Linked DNA regions of Homo sapiens: all the other regions are linked to region 1. A link is a loop called in an ENCODE intact Hi-C map of the cell type or tissue named here. Cell type or tissue: heart left ventricle. All regions are shown on one strand. Links, peaks and the distances in the headings refer to the core of each region. The heading gives the core; the rest is flanking DNA.

Evidence for each region. Hi-C counts contacts between places; a loop is a spot of excess contacts. Peaks named below come from ENCODE experiments on the same cell type or tissue, not always from the same donor. Only the 100,000 strongest peaks of a DNase experiment are listed, where the experiment ranks them.
Region 2: it touches region 1 in a loop (4-fold over the local background); 65 of 110 quality-filtered maps call a loop at or near these places.
Region 3: a loop joins it to region 1, with 4 times the contacts of the local background. A loop is called at or near these places in 13 of 110 quality-filtered maps.

What each region holds. Positions count from the first base shown.
Region 1 is chr4:146,339,990-146,344,989 of GRCh38, forward strand. All of the region lies in intron 5 of SLC10A7 (solute carrier family 10 member 7), which reads right to left. Among named protein-coding and RNA genes, the nearest start is that of MIR7849, 66 kb to the right of the region's middle. In heart left ventricle, for the core only: CTCF peaks have their summits at 969 (motif pointing right) and 2,806 (motif pointing right); no DNase peak of the experiment used is centred there.
Region 2 is chr4:147,101,044-147,108,455 of GRCh38, forward strand. No RefSeq gene overlaps it. Among named protein-coding and RNA genes, the nearest start is that of TTC29, 160 kb to the left of the region's middle. In heart left ventricle, for the core only: no CTCF peak of the experiment used is centred there; no DNase peak of the experiment used is centred there; H3K27ac peaks cover 381 bases.
Region 3 is chr4:146,632,997-146,640,408 of GRCh38, forward strand. POU4F2 (POU class 4 homeobox 2) reads left to right here and starts at 5,897. Exons shown (of 2, transcript NM_004575.3): 1 at 5,897-6,432; 2 at 6,871-7,412. The coding sequence starts at 6,145. RefSeq lists enhancers at 105-605, 4,251-4,832, 4,833-5,414, 5,415-5,995, 5,996-6,577. In heart left ventricle, for the core only: no CTCF peak of the experiment used is centred there; a DNase peak (open chromatin) is centred at 4,105; H3K4me3 peaks cover 219 bases; H3K27me3 peaks cover 3,813 bases.

The sequences.
Region 1 (5,000 bases), core at 1-5,000:
GACAGGTCCCGGTGTGTGATAACATGTTTATTTTTATTAAATATCAGTAGTTGCTTCTTTCCCTATCTACCTCTCACCAATGACACCAATTTTAAACAGGTTTCTCCTTAATAATATGTTTATTTTTATTAAATATCAGGGGGTAGGAGAAGAAAAACATATATGTGTGATTGGGGTCTTAACAACCTAGAGATGCATCCTAGACTCTGAATCTCTCTAAGGCAGTGCTCTCCAAAGCCTGATGGAACTCTCAAGGGCAGAAGGAAAGGCAATAATAGCAAAAGGAAGAAGACTGTCTTATCAGTTTATAAGAACTGGTCAATGGACTTTTTTTGGTATAAAAAGTTCAACAACTAATAGAACAAGCAAATCACTTCGCCATAATCAAATTTCACCTTATGACCCAGGCTCTAGCAAATGCAGGCTCTAGTAAAAAACAAAGACCCAGGCTCTAGCAAAAATGCAAAGGCTCTAGCACAAAACAAAAAACAAAATATATATATACACATATACATATATATGTGTGTGTGTGTATATATATATATGGAGAGAGAGAGAGAGAGAGAGAGAGAGTGATTAGACTTTTAGACTTTTAACCTGGACATTTCTATGGTGAATTATTAAAAACAGTACTGAGTCATTTTTAGTTACATAGGTATATACAGCTAATTTTCCTTAATGTTTCAGTAGAGACTTATCCCAATAAAATTACTTCTAGACCTTAGCCATTGGGTGTTGTTACTAAGGAATTTTTAATAAGAAATAGCCAAGACTTTATATTAGAAATGGATGTACATATATTCATATCAGACATTTATTTTTAAATATCTTCTGCTAATCATTTCAATATCTTCAGAATTTAAAAGTGCCAGAGAGCAAGAAGCAATCATCTGGTAAATCACATCAATGGATTTACCTAAGTCTTTAAGGAAATTGAAAATCTATGTTAACATAATTTTTCTAGTTCCCCAGTAGAGGGCAACTTCTACACACTTTGACAGTTTAAAAAAAAATCTATGCACAGCACATTAGTATGAATCACTGCATGTTTAAAATAAAACAATATAACTTATGCTTATGAATGGATTTTCACTAACAGTAGCTTATAAAATGTCATGGAATTTTAAATTAGTAGTTAGGAATTGAATATATGTAATGAGTAATTAGCATTTTATGATTAATATAAGTATAATTGCAGGAACTTTAAAAGTAGCAACCATTAGGTCACTAAGATAGAATTATCAGGAATTTAAATAAAAGAGGGAAATGATCACAGTATTGTTCTTTAGTAACCATTTGGATTGAATTTCAATATAACTGAGTTCCAAATATAGCTAATATGTTGCATAAAATATTTTATTAAGAATAGGCAAAACCAAACCCCCCCAAAACCAAAAATGGCCATACACAAACATTTGAAAGTATAATTTAGAGTTTTTGATATTCTGTATTTTGAACTAACTTGAATCAGTGTTAGTGTTTTAATAACATCAGACATAAGAATGTAACCATGCACACATATGTTTATACATAAATAGGATAAAATTTCACCATAATACATCTCATTATTACATAGTATTCTATATAGTAGTTGGACACAATATAATATGTCCTCATTCATTCATTCAATGCTAATTTACTGAGCACTTATTATGTGCCAGATACAATTCCAGAAGTCAAGGATACAGTGTGACAAAAGTTCTCTGCCTTCTTGGGGCTTACATGTTCTATTAAAAAGTAATGTATGGTAAAGCCTTCTAAAAAGACAAATCTATGAGATGGATGCTAACCTTATAACACTAGTTTTTTATTTAAAAATTTGGCTTTGTTTTTAATACAGAAAATATTATAAGGAACAATGAAATGGTTCATAATCTTAAAACACAAATAACCCTTGTCGGCCTTAAACAAAGTTATACATGAATCTCATTAGAAAATTTTTAGTTGTATAGAAAAGTACAAAGAAAAATTGAAAATTTCTAGCTCCCTCTCAACTCAGAAACATTAGCAATTTCTTGTAATTCCTTACAGAAAAAAAACAGTATCCACCCATTCCTCTACCCACCTACTCATCCATCTAGCCTAGCGTTCTTAACTTATTCAAATTTATACAGTTTTCTTAAGATAATCATACTATACACAGTATTCTGTACATAGCTTTATCTTTTCCCACTTCTCTATATTTCCTGGAGCTCTTTCCATAAAAGAATATATAAGCACACCTCATTCTTTTATTTGACTGATTTTATTTTTTAATGTAGAAGTATTTTATCTATCTCTAAATATCTCACAATTCTAGTTTAAAAAGTGATTATACAGTTTTATCTGAAATTTATAAGAGCTGTTGTAGATAGTGTTAAAAGTATAAAGACTTAGAAATCATGACCTCCAAGAGGAAGCCTAAAAAATTACTTTTAATTTATTAGAGAACAGCAAATACAAGAAAAAAATAAGAAGAAATAAATATCTGTTTTGGACAAAAACCTTACCAATAGTTCTATTAGATCACACACAACGTAACAATCTTTTAAGAATGTCTTTATATGTGAATTAGAAATACTAGTGAATTTTTTTACCAGTAAATTTTAATAATAGTACTATTATTAAAATTTACAATCATCATTTTTTAGAGTTTCACTTAAATTTTTCAATAAAGCATGCAATAATTACTTTAGAGCATTCTATTTATAATACTACTTAAACCATATATTTGCTTCAGGGCCATATTTGATATTCAAATGTGATAAGAATTCTTAAATTTATAAAAATATTATGCAAAATAAAATACAGGGCACTAGGTGGTGCTGTGGGACCTTCCAGATAAACTAACACTGCAAAGGTATGCATTTGACAAATTAGTTGTGTGGTTGATTCTATATATTTAAATATACATTAAATATTTTTTATAGATAAAACAATGCACATAAATAAGAAGAGTAATATAATGAAAAAGCAAAGTTTTGATGGATGACCTCTTTGAGGAAGATACAACCCCGTTTCATAATCTCATACCCTAACTCCTGTGTTAAGCTATTAAAAAATCTTTATATAATAAATGTCATTTTTGAGGCATGCTTGTCAATCAACTATTATTTTCATTTACCTTTAAAGTTATTTTTTCATATGACCAAGAATTTAAAAGATGAATAATTATACATCCTTGTCAAACAATTTTCTATTAGGTGATTTCTTACAACACAGTACTGTAATCTTCTTGGGTTCTGTTTTTCTATTTTCCCCAGACATGACTGCTTGCTATAGAGCTACTAATTCAAATACTGACAGCCACCAGACTGGCAAGGTGAATGTGCAGATTGGGCCACAAGTAAAATAATAGGAAGTGAGGGCAACTTAGGAAACCCAGAATATAGAAAGCACATCTGTGGTCTGCATGTGGCCTGTGGGCCACTCATCTGTGACCTCTTAAGTCCAACATGTTCCTAACCATTTATCTATGAGTGACACATCTCAAAGATAACCTACAAATTTCAGTTCAAATGAAGGAGTGTAAATGCTTCTCAATTGTCCTTCTACAATGTTTAATCACTTATGTATGTCCTTCCTTAAAGAACAGAAAATATTAATGATGTGGGAGATAAACTAGTGGTCAAGAGCATTACTCGTCCATGATGAGCTACTGATTTAAAGAGAAGTACAGATTTAGTAGTCTTTTTATGGGCATGGTCTTCCTCTTCCCTGCAGGCACTTTCATGATTGTGAAGTACAATAATAAAGTACTTAATATTGAATTGATAGAAATATATGTTTAACATCAATAAAAAAAGGATAGAATTTATTCCCACTAGTAGTGATGGTGGAACTTAATATTACAGGTACAAGGTAAGAATGAAAATGAATTTTTAACAAATTCAACAAAACTCATCTAAAGGAATTTTTTAAACAAATTCAACAAAACTCATCTAAAGGAATGTTGTTCTTCGAGTCTGTCAATCAGAGAAGCAAAACTCATTTTTAAATGATGCATCATTCCAAATGTTTTTAGCTGCCCTCAGAAAGCGTTTGTGTGCTACATAAGAAAATAAGATAAAATCATGTCATTTCTGACCCGGAAGAGACCACAGAGATTAACAATCTCCCATTACTTTAGCTTCACCTCACAAATCAGTTCTTGAAAGATAAACACAGTTAAGTTGCAGTATCTAAGTGGGTCTTTGTTACAGAAAATGAAGTGACCGGATGCTCACGGGAAGCTATGCAGAAATCACAGTTTACTTTGAATGGAGACTATGCCTTACACCAGTAACCAATGCAAAAATATCACGTTTCAAGAATTTTCAATGTTGTCTAAACACTCACAGGAATCTCTACCAACACTACAAATCATTTGGAATTTTTAGAGGGTTTAATTGGTTCAAACAGATACACGGAAGAAGCGGTGAAAAGCAGAACTAGGTTAGAGCCACGCTGCCTGAATTCTTTTCATTTCACTTGTAGACTACCTGAAATGCCATCTTGGATGATAGTCTTTTTGGCTTAATAAGCATCTATTTTAAAATTGCATGTTTTCTTTTGAAGTAGTAGTTTTCACGGTGTGGCCTGGGGACCTACGGGTTCCTAAGACCTTTTGGAGGGCTCGGTGAGACAAAAACTACTTTCATTATATTACTAACACATTATTTGCCTTTTTACTCTCATTCTCTTGCAGTTATATAGTGGAGTTTTCCAGAGGCTACATGACATGTGATATCAAAAGAGATTTGATACACCAACAGTTTTATGTTAAGCCAGGCATTAAAGAGATTTGCAAAATGCAAAACAATAGTACTCTTCCCACTAGTTTTTGTTTGGGAAAATATAGTGATATTTCATAAAAATGTGCAAATTTACATATGATGAAGTTATTATTTTTAAATGAATTAATAATTTTCCAGCTTTAATTTCAAATGTGATCAATAGATAAATATCACCCATATAAACAACTGTTCTCTCTGGTCGTCAGCAAATTTTAAGACTGTAAAGGAGTTCGAAAAGTTGGAGAA
Region 2 (7,412 bases), core at 1,431-6,430, 760 kb after region 1:
AGAATGCCGCCTAGTTTTTCACACATTCATGGAAAAATGACTGCACATTGCCCCTCTCTGGATCTGATATGAAAGACTGTTAGACAGGCATGGCAGCTAACTCCTGTAATCCCAGCACTTTGGGAGGCTGAGGTGGGAGGCTTCCTTGAACCCAAGAGTTTGAGGCTGCAGTGGGCTATGATGGCACCACTGCACTCCAACCTGGGCAACAGAGCAGAGCAAGATCCTGTCTCTGAAGAAATAAACATTTAAAAAAACTGTTTTTAAAAAGACTGCCTAGCTAGCCAAGCCCCTCTCTCCACCTTAAATCGTGCCTCTACCTACTCGCTGTCTTAGACCTTTTCATCACTGAGGGTTTTCTGTCACTCTGTATCTGCTATTTACTTCTGTGTCAGTTAGGGTCCCAAAAAGATTACTCAGATTAAGTTATCTGAAAGGGCTCAGGAAATTTCACAAAGCACACTCACCTAAGACTTCAAATAAAGGTAAAAGCTCAGGTATACCAAGAGAAAGAGATGGCACTCAAGCACTGGGAATCTGAGACATCTCCAGGCACTGTGTTTCTTCTGATTTGTGTGAGGAGGTGCTTGCTCTCCAGATTAAATAACCAAGACTTGTGATATGAACTTGGCTTCTCAAAACCTCTAGACAGCAGTCTCCCCAAACCCCTCACCCCTTTGTTAGCCAAGACAGGCAACTGGTCACACCAGGTGAAAGCTATCAACAAACATTCTGGCCCTGGGTTTCGCCAGGGGACTTCTGGACTGTAAACAGTGCATTGCAAATCACTGATTAGTTGGTTAGTTAGCCCACTGACCTTAAATTGGCCAAGTGTCAAAGCAAAGCATCCAGGCATTCATGGAGGTCAGCATGGAGATGCCCCAGTCAAGCTGTAAAAATAACTGTATGACACAGGCATGAGCAAAAGAAACTGATTCTGATTAACTTAAGCAGCAGGGAATTTAGTTAGACTTGGGAACAGGCACATAGCAAGGCAGGCCCTGGACAAGGTAGCGGGAATGACAAGGTGCTGCCAGGACCTAATGGAGTTACAATCAGTTTTTCAGTTCTTTTGTCTCTCTATTCATAGTTCAAATTCACAGCAAAAAGAACATTTCAATAACTAGACTTGGGTTGTGTATCTGTCCCCAGTCTAAGTAAGTATGGGGCTCCTGATAACAGTTAAACTAGACTGGGTGAGAACTAATTTCTGAAAAGAAAATTGTTGTTAGAAAGGCAAAATTGGCCAGGCTCAGTGGCTCACGGCTGTAATCCCAGCACTTTGGGAGGCCGAGGAGGGCAGATCACTTGAGGTCAGGAGTTTGAGACCAGCCTGGCCAACATGACGAAACCCCATCTCTACTAAAAATAAAAAAATTAGCCAGGTGTGGTGGTGGACACCTGTAATCCTAGCTACTTAGGAGGCTCAGGCAGGAGAATCACTTGAACCCGGGAGGCAGAAGTTGTGGTGAGCCGAGATCGTGCCATTGCACTCCAGCCTGGGTGACAGAGCGACACTCTATCTCAAAAAAAAAAAAAGAAAAAGAAAAAAAGAAAAAAAAAGAAAAGAAAAAGAAAGAAAGAAAAGAAAAGAAAGAAAAGGAAAGAAAAGAAAGGCAAAATTGCATTCAGCATTGCCAAAACCCAGCCAATATTCACTATAGCTTGTGACCGACTGTAAATGAGAAGTCTTGGGCAATTTGTGTAAAATACTTTATGTCTAAAGCAAGAGCCTCAATTCATTTCTTCTGAACATACTGTTCTTTTCTACATTCCTCTTCCTATATTACACCCACCCCACCCACCATATACCACCAGCTGCACACAGCTATTGCTGTTTTAGAAAACTGTATGTACTAGCTGATGTAAAAATGGAAACAAAAAAAAACAACTGGTGGTTTTTAAATAGTTTTTACTATAAAACTTATATATACCATTATAGAAATTTGAAAGTGAAGAAAATTATAATGAAAACCATAAAAATAATTTATAATTGTACTACATGAGGTAGATTCCTATAAATATTTTCTTATATTTCCTTCCAGGTTTTATATTGCTATTGTAGTTTTGTCTATGCATTTGTATAGTAATGTAAACATAATCTATTCCTATAAGGTTATAATACAAAATTTGGACCATGTAGTCTATTCAGATTTGGTGTGGGGGCCACTGGCTTTTTTTTTTTAGCTTTGTTTTATAATGAACATTTTTACTCAAATTTATGATTTTTCCCCATGTATATGCACATATATTTTTAAGAAATTTGTAGTTTGGGTGGCCTTTAAAGAGCCATGTGGAATAACTTTGCCTAAAAGTCTGTGAAGAAACAAAACAACTGCACGACCTCAAGTAACCCTGGAAAAGGGTACCCACAAGGGGAAGCGATTGGAAATCAGCCCAAGAGCTTGCCAGGAAGAAGCAAAGAGGGTGCGAGCCAGCAGAAATCAAATGATTTAGCAAGGGGGGTAGAAGTCAGTTGGAGCCAAAGAACTGCCCAGTTAGTCCCTTCTGAGAAAGGAAACACTGTTAATAGCAGAAGCCTAGGTTCTGGCATCAATTTAACTTGCATCATAGTCTGTTACCACTTTCTGTCCTCAGTCTGCCACCCCACCCAGAACTGCTATATTTTCTGGTGTCTCCATGCCCTTCCCAGTCCCACTAAGAATCTATTTATAACAGCAGGAGCTCGCCTTGGTCCACTGTGACACACAGGCTGCTTTGCTGGGAAAGTTCTGCCTGACTCACTGGGGCTGCATGAAGCCTGGGGAGGCAAGCTTCTGGCGTGACTGTCCTTAGAATGTGTACTGAGTTTCCTCAGGGTTCACTGCTCCCGTCTGTGACTCAACGAGAAATGTAGAACACACGTGAAAACCGTGTGAGCCATAGGCATTTGATTTGGTGGGTGGGGGGCGCGGAGCTACATTGAATTCATAACTATGGAAATTGTTTTTTCCAACATTAAATTCATAACAATGGAAATAGTTTTTTCTCTGTAAATTTTCTGCCTCCCTTAATCTATAGTGCTACCTGACCCTTTAACATTGGCCATGAACAAATCACAGAACTATTTTCCTTAAAAGATGAGTGAGAGGAAATTCTAAAACTGGTTAGGAGCGATGTTTTAAAAATTGCCATGTATTAATACTATCAAATAACCAAATATTATTTGATCATATCAAATCAGGGCGAAAGGTAAATTTTATGAGATTCAAGTGCAACTTACCTAAAAGTAATATTTTAAAATTGACACCCTGTTTTCCTACAAAAGTCCCATGGTCTCTTAATTTGCCAGTGAAAATTACTGGGCTAATTTTGTTTGTTAATGAGATAAATGCCAAACACAAGTGTGAGTTAGGCTTGACATTGTGAATGAAGCCACTATAATATGTAATGTCAAAACCATCTCTCATCAAAAAGCACTACCAGCGTGTCATGTCTAGATCCTGGGTGTAAACCCTTGGTTAATAATAGCATAGAAAATCACAAATTTATTCACACTATAAATATGTGTAAAGAAAGTACAGATTTCCACTTCCTCCTTATAATTGAGTCTATCTTTCTCATAAGCCTCTACCTGATGGATAATGAAAGGGAAAAAAACTTAATATAGTCTGACTCAATAATTTAAAATATCCCTTTGGTAAATGCTCCATCTCTGAGGTCATGAATGAGGTCAAGTTCAGTCTCTTAAATGTCACTCTAGATCATCTCTGGCTTTATCAGCAAAGAGTGTGGCTTATATGATCAGATGGTGACAGAGGAGACAAGAGGTATCCTCTGGACCCTCATTGGCCCCTTAGGCACAGTGACTTGTTCAGGCTGGATTTAAACACTAAATTGTGACGAGTCCATCTCTGGGCTTCCTGCTGACATCTGTTACTGAAAGGCTGCTGCGTTTCCTGGCTTCATGTGTGGGATTCTGTGGAGCCTCCTCATGTTCCAGGCTTGGGTTTGCCATGAGGAAGTGCTGCAGCCTGTCAGAGTCTGCCCCTCCTCTTCCCTCTGCCCTTGGCCTAGGCTGTGCACTCAGCTGTGAGGGCATCCCTTACCCTTCTCCTTTTACAGATCCCTGGCCCATTTACTGGCTCTCCTTGGAGGCCTGTGGGCTTGTTTGAGTTCCATTCACATCCCAGAGGTGTCAAAAATACCTGGGAAAGCTAAACCTGGCCCTTCTTCTGCTCAATCCTGTTCTGCTACTCAGTGCTCAGCTGCGACCATCCTGCCCCCTCCACCATCCCATGTTGAGGTGGTCACTCTATACAGAAGCTCCTTACAGGGTTCCAAACTGGGCAAATTTTTCTCATCCTTCGACCCAACACCTCTCCTCCCTTGGCTCCTGACCAGAAAGAGGAAAAATGGGGACATGTATGTCTCACCCAGCCTCTCTCATTTTTCTCTCCTTCTAACATTCTCCTGGTAGGGGGAGAGTTAGGCAAGGATTCCCTTAGGTAAACTCCACAAACTGCCAGTCTTTCCTCTTGAAATTTCAAAGAATCTTGGTTATTAGAAATACCTCACCTGGCAGAGACACAACAAATAAAGAAAGCTTCAGGCCAATATCCTTGATGAACATCAATGCAAAAATCCTCAACAAAATACTGGCACACTGAATCTAGAATCACATAGAAAAACTAATCCACCATGATCAAGTAGGCTTTATCCCTGAGATGCAGGGATTATGCAAATCAATAAATGTGATTCATCACATAAACAGAACTAAAGACAAAAACCACATAATTATCTTAATAGATGCAGAAAAGGCTTTTGATAAAATTCAACACCCTTTATGATAAAAACTCTCAACAAACTAGGTATTGAAGTAACATACCTCAAAATAATAAAAACCATCTATGACAAACCTACAGCCAACATCATACTGAATGAGCAAGCTAGAAGCATTCCCCTTGAAAATCAGCACAAGACAAGAATGCTCTCTCTCACCACTCCTATTCAACATAGTATTGGAAGTCCTGGCCAGAGCAGTAAGGCGAGAGAAAGAAATAAAGGACATCCAAATAGGAAGAGAGGAAGTCAAACTATTGTTGTTTACAGATGACATGATTCTATATCTAGAAAACCCCATAGCCCTGGCCCAAAGGCTCCTTCAGCTGATAAACAACTTCAGCAAAGTCTCAGGATACAAAATCAAAATACAAAAGTCACTAACATCCCTATACACCAACAATAGCTAAGCTGAGAGCCAAATCCGGAATGCAATTCCATTCACAATTGCCACAAACATAATAAAATACATAGGAATACAGCCAACCAGGTGAAAGATCTCTACAATGAGAATCACAAACCACTGCTCAAAGAAATCAGAGATGACACAAACAAATGGAAAAACATTTCATGCTCATGGATAGGAAGAATCAATATCATTAAAATGGCCATACTATCCAAAACAACTTATAGATGCAATGCTATTCCTGTCAAACTACCAATACCATTCTTCACAGAACTAGAAAAAACTACTTTAAAATTCATATGGAACTAAAAAAGAGCCCAAATAGCCAAGGAAATCCTAAGCAAAAAGAACAAAGCTGGAGATGTCACACTGTCCAACTTCAAACTATACTACAGGGCTACAATAACCAAAACAACACGGTACTAGAACAAAAAGAGGTACCTAGACCAATGTAACAGAATAGAGAGTCTAGAAATAAGGCCACACATCTACAACCATCTGATCTTTGAGAAGGTTGACAAAAACAAGCAATAGAAAAACAACCAAAACAAAAATAGAAAAAATGCCCTATTCAATAAATGGTGCTGGGGTAACTGGCTAGCCATATGCAAAAGATTGAAACTAGGGCCCTTCCTTATGCCATATACAAAAATTAACTCAAGATGGATTAAACCTTATATGTAAAACCCCCAAAAAACAAAAATCCTGAAAGACAACCTAGGCAGTGCCATCCTGGACAAAGATTTCATGACAAAGACAACAAAAGCTTTTGCAACAAAAGCAAAAATTGACAAATTGGATGTAATTAAACTAAAGAGCTTCTGCACAGCAAAAGAAACTATCAACAGTGTAAACAGACAAGCTACAGAACGGGAGAAAATATTTGCAAACTATGCATCTGACAAAGGTCTAATATCCAGCATCTATAATGAACTTAAATACACTTACAAGAGAAAAAACAAACAACTGCATTCAAAAGTGGGCCAAGAACATAAACAGATACTTTTCAAAAGAAGACATACATGTGGCCAACAAGCATATGAAAAAATGTTCGACATCACTGATCACTAGAGAAATGCAAATCAAAACAATGAGATGCCATCTCACACCAGTCAGAATGGCTATTATTAAAAAGTCAAAAAAGTAACAGATGCTGGCGAGGTTGTGGAAAAAAAGGAATGCTTATACACTGTTGGTGGGAGGATAAATTAGTTCAACCACTGTGGAAAGCAGTGTGGCGATTCCTCAAAGGGCTAAAAACTGAACTAACATTTGACCCAGCAATCCCATTACTGGGTATATATCTGAAGGAATATAGATCATTCTACCATAAAGACACATGCACATGAATGTTCACTGTAGCACTATTTACAATAGCAAAGACATGGAATCAACCTAAATGCCCACCAATAAAAGATTAGATAAAGGAAATGTGGTACATATACACCATGAACTACTACGGAGCCATAAAAAAGAATGAGATCAAGTCCTTTGCAGGGACGTGGATGGAGCTAGAGGCCATTTTCCTTAGAAAACTAATGCAGGAGCCGAAAATGAAATACCGCATGTTCTCACTTATAAGTGGGAGCTAAATGACAAGAACACATGGACACAAAGAGGGAAACAACAGACACTCGGGCCTACCAGAGGTTGGAGGGTCGGAGGAGGAAGAGGACCAGGAAAGATAAGTAATGGGTACTAGGCTTAACACTGGGATGGGGAAATAATCTGTACAACAAACCCCCACGACATGAGTTTACCTACATAACAAACCTGAATATGTACCCCTGGACTTAAAATAAAAGTTAAAAAAAAAAAAAAAGGAATTCCTCAGTCTCACTCCCCACAGCCTGGATTTCAAAACCTTTGGCTTGTTTAAGAAGTTAAGAAAATCAGCTTTGAGATTCAATGCCTCTCTGGGCCATTGATTCCTAAAGAGAGTAGCATATCCCACTAGGAGGTATTTTTGGAAAGCTGTGGGGTTACTTTTGGTTAAGATTTAGAGGGTAGGGGCTATTGGTATTTAGTAGATGGGGGTCCAGAATTATCAACATGGTGTAATGAAGGAGACAGTCCCACAATGAAAAATCATTCCATCCCAAGTTTGTGTAGGCCAAAAAATCTGATTATAACTTTTTTAGCTTAGAACCTTAACTCTAATGGTGCTTCTGTATGGTTTAAATATAAACGATACATTTAGTTTGTATAAACCAATATAAAATTC
Region 3 (7,412 bases), core at 1,126-6,125, 290 kb after region 1:
AGGTCTGCCCCCCTCCCCCAAGTGGTGCGCGGGAAGAAGAGGGGAGAAACATAAACGTGTGCGCCTCTGAATGGGTGTGCGTTAGTGTCAGCACGTGTGTGTCTGTGTGCCTGCGTGTGTCAGCGCGCGCGCGCGTGTGTGTGTGCATGTGTGTGTATGTCTGCACAGATGTGTGAATTTGAGCCCCTGCGCTCTGGAAGAGTGCAGAATTAGGTGCTGAGGAGTTGAGTCCTTCCCCAGGGCAGATTTTAGTTTCCTGGAGCCTGTTGTGTTTGCTTCAAAGGTTAGTCGATGCCAGTGGGTCCAATCAGCTGTCCCTGAATGTGAGTTCCTGGTCACAATCAGCCTTAGCAAACCCACCAGACGGAATTGAGAGGGCGTCTAGGAGCCTCTAAGGCATCCAGCCAACCTGGGCTGGCTGCGTCCTGCGTCCCCCTCCTCCCAGTCTACTTTCCTTGAAACTGAGCTCTGCTTTCTTTCCTCCACCGGGAAAAGGGGAACCGTTGCTTTCTCTTCTGCCTTGTCTCCCTTCATTGTCTTGTCCTCTGCCGGGCTGCTTTCCTCTGGTCAGAATTACCTAGAGAGAGCCCCACGTGGCTTGCTCTGCGACTACAGGCCACTAGTCTTGGCCAAGTCTCTCCCAACCTCCAGAGTATGCTTTCTGGAGTGCTGATAGCCTTTGCTTTTGTCCCCTCTTCCTCCGTGAATTCTACTTGGTTTTGATGGGAGCGAAAGAGGTTGTGAGTCTGTATTTCTTTCTAGAAGGGCCTGGGAACTACTGGATGCAGAGATTTCTGGTGACACTCGCTGACTACTTGCATTGGAAGGTTAGGAGTGAGAGCCGGAAAGGCACTGAAAGGAGGCGGTTACCCTCGGGCATATGGGGTGCCTGGAATCTCTGGGCGAGAGAGCGACTCATTTAAAGCAGGAGAGGGGAGCTTGGGGCTCAAGGGGAGCCAGTGACAGGATAGTAGTTGACATACTCAGAAGAGAAAAGATGTTTGAACAAAACCCACCCATCATTCCTCAAACATAAACCCCTATCTCAATACTCAAGCCCCCAAGCGCCCTCCTTCACCTGAACTTTGCTCTGCAACTACATCCCTGGGAGCTTCCAGAAGTTTGTTTCAGGAATAATCCCTCTTGTGTCTTCTTTTTCCTCCCTGTAACAGTAGAGGCCACGGAAGAGTTTAATCTATGCCACCCCGCCACCCAAACTCTTCTGTCTCAAGCCACGAGTCCAGAGAGAGCTCAGGGTGTTCATCTTCTATTCAGAATCTGAAGCAGATTGGCTGATTTTGAAATCCGTACAAAAACAGATGGGGGAATCCCTCCTTTCCCTCTTTCTTCCACCAATCACTCTCTCCCTGAGATCGAAATGGTGAGCGAATAGGGCCAGATCTGTCTTTTCAGAAATCCTCCTTGTAGTCCAATTCAATTCTGTTTGAAATACAAAGAAATCACCCTGCCCTTAATAGATTAAAATTTAATAAAAGACATTAGGTCCGGTAAAATATGAATGCACTACTTAAAATTTTAATAGTAAATTAGGACCCAGATACAAGGAGGAGACAGAGATTTCTCCCCTTGGGATTGCTTCAGGGGCGGGCTGATTTTCGGGTGGGGGACGCCTACTGCGGGGACCCTTTGCCCAGAAGCCTGAGGGGAATCTCCAGCTACTCCTCCTCACCCAGGGGTGGGGGATAGTGAGGGGGGCTGCTCACATCTGTCTGCATCTGCCAGAGGACTGGACAGAAGCTATTGTCAAACAAAGAGGCTTGGCGAGAAGAAAGGAGCGCCTCCTGAAGTCACAGAGTTGATCCATTTTCCATCTTGCTGCTTAAAAAATAAAATGTTTATTTTCTTTTTGCTAGGTAGGTCTGTAGGTGTGTAGATGCACAAGTGTGAATAGCGGCTTGGGCATAGGTATGTTGAGGTCGTAGGAAGCAGGTTTCAAATTTTGGGTCATTTGCCTCCACCCCTTGGGTTTATTGCCAACTTTCTAATTGTTTAGATGGCTCCTGATAACTGCGGGGCTGGAGGTTTTCTTCCTTGGAGAGAGGCTTCCACACTCGCTGGAGCACTTTGCAGCAATGCCTGTGGGCAAAACCGAAATGGGTTTTGTTGATATCACCGCAACGATGTTGGTATTCTGGACACTCCTGAAAGGAGAGACTGCAAGATTTCAAGTCCTGGTTGATGAAGGAACAATTGCTTTTTCCCTCTAATGCAACACAATCACTATTCATTTTTCACTTTGAGTGGGGAATGGAGAAGCCTAACTCTATGACTTGACTTTTTAAAAATGTATGTGTTTTCTAGGAGGAAGGAAATACAGGTAAATAAACTCTTGAATTGCTCTACAACCACATTAATTTACTTCAAATTGATAATTTGAAAACACAGCCTTCCTTTTTTTCTTGTCTGGAATTAGGGATATCACTGAGAAATATCAGAGAGATAAAAAAGTTATGTTAAATTTTTTTTGATGATATATGAATTTCAGTTATCAGGAAAATATTCTCATGGGAGTTTTCTTGCTTAAAATAGTTTTGGTCAATAAATTCCATATCAAACAAAGTTTGTCCAGTCATTTCAACAGTGTCCCTCTCTATTTCATGAATTTATTATAGTACCGTATTTACCATATGAAGTGGTGACAAGTGTTTAGCATTTTGGAGATCAGTTGTCAGTTACTATTAAAATCAAGATTAATTCATATTAACGATATGCATTTCTCAATACTCCCAGGTGACAACATACATTAAAACAACTATTGCAAGTAATTAAGCTCAATGAAGGGGGAGGGGACAGAGGGAGGTTCAAAACACCCCAAATATTTGATTTTCAATTCAAGTTCAGCAGACTGTTGCCACAATAATGCTCGGGAAACTCCTCAGGGTTACTTTTTACTTTACATCTAATTAGGCACCTAATGAAAGAGAAGAATTTTTTCCCCATGTGGCTTTTCTCCTTGATATTCTTGTGCCTTTATTTAAACACATAAACACACTATTTAGGAGTGGCAATACCCAAAAGTTTCTCATGTGATTAACTTGCTATAATAATCTGGGGGAATTAGAAAGAAGAGGACATTTGTCTTCCGGTTATTTTCCATCTTCACTCTCACTTTGGCCCTTTGGCCTTTACCCAGTACGGATAGAAAATACACCCAAAATATTTTTATGGATTTTTTTATTAGGCTTTAAAGATGCTCAACAGTTAATACTAATTAGACCATCCAAAGCCTTTTGAAGATTAAGCAAATTGGACAACCCTTGTTAATTAGAACATAATTTGAAGTTTGAAATTATATCACTGATGAAGTAGTCTAATTAGTATGACGATATGTTAATGGACCAGTGAGACATAGTGCCGATAGAGTTTGGCATGAACCTCTTCACGGCTTGCAGGAAATCCTCCCTCCTATACCGACATTAATAAAAGATTTCTATAGACTTCAGCCTTTCCACGATGACATACAATTTATAGTACACACAATGCATTAGCTCATAGTACTGCTCAATTTTTTCACTATTATGAAAACTAATAAATTCGTCAAGCTGAATTAAGCATACAAATCAGATGAGGCATAGCAGATTACACAGTGAAGCGCGGTGTCTCCCGAGCCTAAATGAAATTTCAATCTAATAATTCCTTCCTGGCCCAGTCATAATTTGTTTAGAGATGTTGTTCTACTTCTTTCAAAGCGCTATTCGCACTATAATTAAATGATACTCAAGCTTTTAACTTTGATTTATTTCATTTCTTGAAGCTTGAGACAGAGCTGTACAATGTCATTTTTTTTTTGTTTCCTTGAAAATTACTCTGGCTGTTGTTGAGGTAGAAATTAAACACCTAAGCACTTACTTGAACCGTCCGGCACAAGCCACATTCATTCACGTGAACACTCCCCTTTCCCTACCCCATGTCCAGGTTTCGCTGAGCTCACACCCGGCAACACTGCTGCTAGGAGTTCCCTTCGGCTACTATTTATTATTTTCCTCCACACAGGGGAAGAGAAAGGGAAGCCCGAGAGGATCCAGGGAAAGCAGAAGGGGGTTAAGGACCATGGACAGAGCCCGTCGCGCGCTCGTTGCTGCCGCCTTCCCCAGCACTCTGGCGGCTCCTGAGGACAGCGGTCCCATCTTGAAACCGCTATTCCGCCCGGCTGAGGTCAGGGGTGGACAGGCGGTCCCCTACTCTCCACCGCCGCTTCCGGGAGCTGACCACCCGAGGGTTCCCCTTTTCCACTCTCCTTCCCACTCTGTTTTTGTCCCAGCGCGCGCCAGCGCCTCTCAGGCCTGCCGCCTGCTCTCGCACCTGCTCGCCTTCCCCAGGCGCCCAGTGCCTGCACCTGCTCCCGGTCAACCCCCGTCCGGATTGGGCCACCCGCGGGTTCCTGCGTCGGGGTCCCGGGGCCTTCTCACCCTCGCCTGCACCCTGCTCCTTCCGCTCTCTAGGGAGGTGACAGCAGCCCCCAACACCGCGGGAAGTATAGAGAAAATGGGATCCAGAAGGAGAGGAAGTAGTGTGTGTGTGTGTGTGTGTGTGTGTGTGTGTGTGTGACAGAGAGAGAGAGATAGATAGAAAGAGATTATCTCCTTTTGCAACTGGAACCAAGAGTGTGTGTCCATCTCTAGGAAAAGTGGTCTGCACTGGGACTGGGACAGAAGTGGGAGTGAAGTGTCAGCTAAAAATAGGCTCCGCACCGAGAGGCTGTGGAAATGAAGATAAGTGAGGTTTGTGCCAGCCCCCGAGGGTGTGTGTGTGTGTGTCTGTGTTGTGGGGTGTATTCAGCAGCATATGCGCTGTGTAATTTCTGACCTTCCCTCTCCCTGTCAGTTGCCCCTTCTTCCTTTGATTGTGGCTAATGAAGAATAATAAATCCAGGGGCAGGGTTTGCCAGTGGATCCTTCCAAGACTCAACTCGAACTGTACTGGATACAGGGAGGAGGAGGAAGAGAAAAGGGGGGCAAGAGGAGCGTGTGTGTGTGCCTGTGTGTATGTGTGTGTGTGTTGTGGGAGGGGTGGGGACAGCGGGGAGGGGGAGGAGTCGCATGCGCACAGACGACCCGAGCCTGCTCCGCGGCTGTCCAATCCGCTGAGAGCTGCGAGAAATCGAGTGAGAGAAAGCCCTGCAGCCCCTCCGACCCCATGTCTCTTTGGCACCAGGCACCCGCCGGGCCGTGGGGGGCTCGTAGCCGAACGCCGACCTCCGCTCGTATTGGGCTGGGAGTTCAGAGCCGCGCGCAGAACCCGGGTTGGCCGCAACGTCTGTGTTCTCAGCGGTGGCCGGGAACCTGGGATCAGGGTCACCTGAGCTGACGGGGTGGGGGCGGGCCGAGTGGGGTTGGAAGCCTGGAACTTAGTGGTAAGCAGGAGGCGTAGGAGGTGGCAGCCAGGTAAGAGGCACTCTTACCTACCCAACGCTGGCTTGGGCCGCAACTTTATTTGGGAGTTTCTTTTTCCGGTGAGACAGAGACCCGGCAGAAGAAGCGGGAGGGGCTGGAGGCTGGTCCTTAGGTAGGCACTGCCCGGCGACTGGAGCGCGGACCTGGCCATTTGGGTGGGGTTGAGTGGGGGCGCGATTGTGAGTAGCAGCCGCGGGACGCTGCGAAGGGGCGGCGGCAACAGAGCACGGGCGGGGGCAGAAAAGAGGCGGCGGAGGGCGCGGTGGGGGAGCGCGAGGCGAGTGCTGAGAGAGCAGAAAGGACTCAAGCCTGAGGGGAGTAGAGAGGAAGAAGGGGCAACGCGAGAAACCGAACAGGAGCCGGCGTTTCCTGGCAAGGGAGGGCGGAGGCGCGCGGGAGAGAGGGAGAGAGGGAGGGCGGGGGGCGCGGGGGTAGGCGCGGGGAGAGGGGAGTATAACTCGCCGGCCGCGAGGAGCGGGGGCAGTTTCGGGTGCCGAGGTCTGCAGCTAGCGGCAAGCGGAGTCAGGCATCCGTTCAGACTGACAGCAGAGGCGGCGAAGGAGCGCGTAGCCGAGATCAGGCGTACAGAGTCCGGAGGCGGCGGCGGGTGAGCTCAACTTCGCACAGCCCTTCCCAGCTCCAGCCCCGGCTGGCCCGGCACTTCTCGGAGGGTCCCGGCAGCCGGGACCAGTGAGTGCCTCTACGGACCAGCGCCCCGGCGGGCGGGAAGATGATGATGATGTCCCTGAACAGCAAGCAGGCGTTTAGCATGCCGCACGGCGGCAGCCTGCACGTGGAGCCCAAGTACTCGGCACTGCACAGCACCTCGCCGGGCTCCTCGGCTCCCATCGCGCCCTCGGCCAGCTCCCCCAGCAGCTCGAGCAACGCTGGTGGTGGCGGCGGCGGCGGCGGCGGCGGCGGCGGCGGCGGAGGCCGAAGCAGCAGCTCCAGCAGCAGTGGCAGCAGCGGCGGCGGGGGCTCGGAGGCTATGCGGAGAGCCTGTCTTCCAACCCCACCGGTGCGTATTTCTGCATAATCACCGCTTAAAGGCACATTTTGACAGCCCCCTTTATCTGCTTGATGTTTTTTTCATGTCTGCACAGCAAATCACCCCACACCTCCAACCAATTTTCCCCTCTCTCTCTCTTAAGTATTCAGCAGGTCTTGCCTTTCATATTAATTTTTATGACCTGGGATGTTGCCTGTGCGCGTGTTGTGTTGTGTTTCGTTGTGTCTACAGGCTCACTTTCCTCCTCCTCCTGCACTCTCGGCTTCTTTCTGTGGCTTCCCTCTTTTTCTCTTCACCTCTGTTTTCAGGATTATTATTATTATTATTTTAACGATCTGGGAATGTTGTAGGCGCGGCGACGGTGTCGAGCCCTGGGCCGGGGCTTCCGGAGAGAGGGCGTACAATTCCCTGCTGAGCGTAATGTGTGCCTTCTACTTACAATTGCAGAGCAATATATTCGGCGGGCTGGATGAGAGTCTGCTGGCCCGCGCCGAGGCTCTGGCAGCCGTGGACATCGTCTCCCAGAGCAAGAGCCACCACCACCATCCACCCCACCACAGCCCCTTCAAACCGGACGCCACCTACCACACTATGAATACCATCCCGTGCACGTCGGCCGCCTCTTCTTCATCGGTGCCCATCTCGCACCCTTCCGCGTTGGCGGGCACGCACCACCACCACCACCATCACCACCACCACCACCACCAACCGCACCAGGCGCTGGAGGGCGAGCTGCTGGAGCACCTGAGTCCCGGGCTGGCCCTGGGCGCTATGGCGGGCCCCGACGGCGCTGTGGTGTCCACGCCGGCTCACGCGCCGCACATGGCCACCATGAACCCCATGCACCAAGCAGCGCTCAGCATGGCCCACGCGCACGGGCTGCCGTCGCACATGGGCTGCATGAGCGACGTGGACGCCGACCCGCGGGACCTGGAGGCATTCGCCGAGCGCTTCAAGCAGCGACGCATCAAGCTGGGGGTGACCCAGGC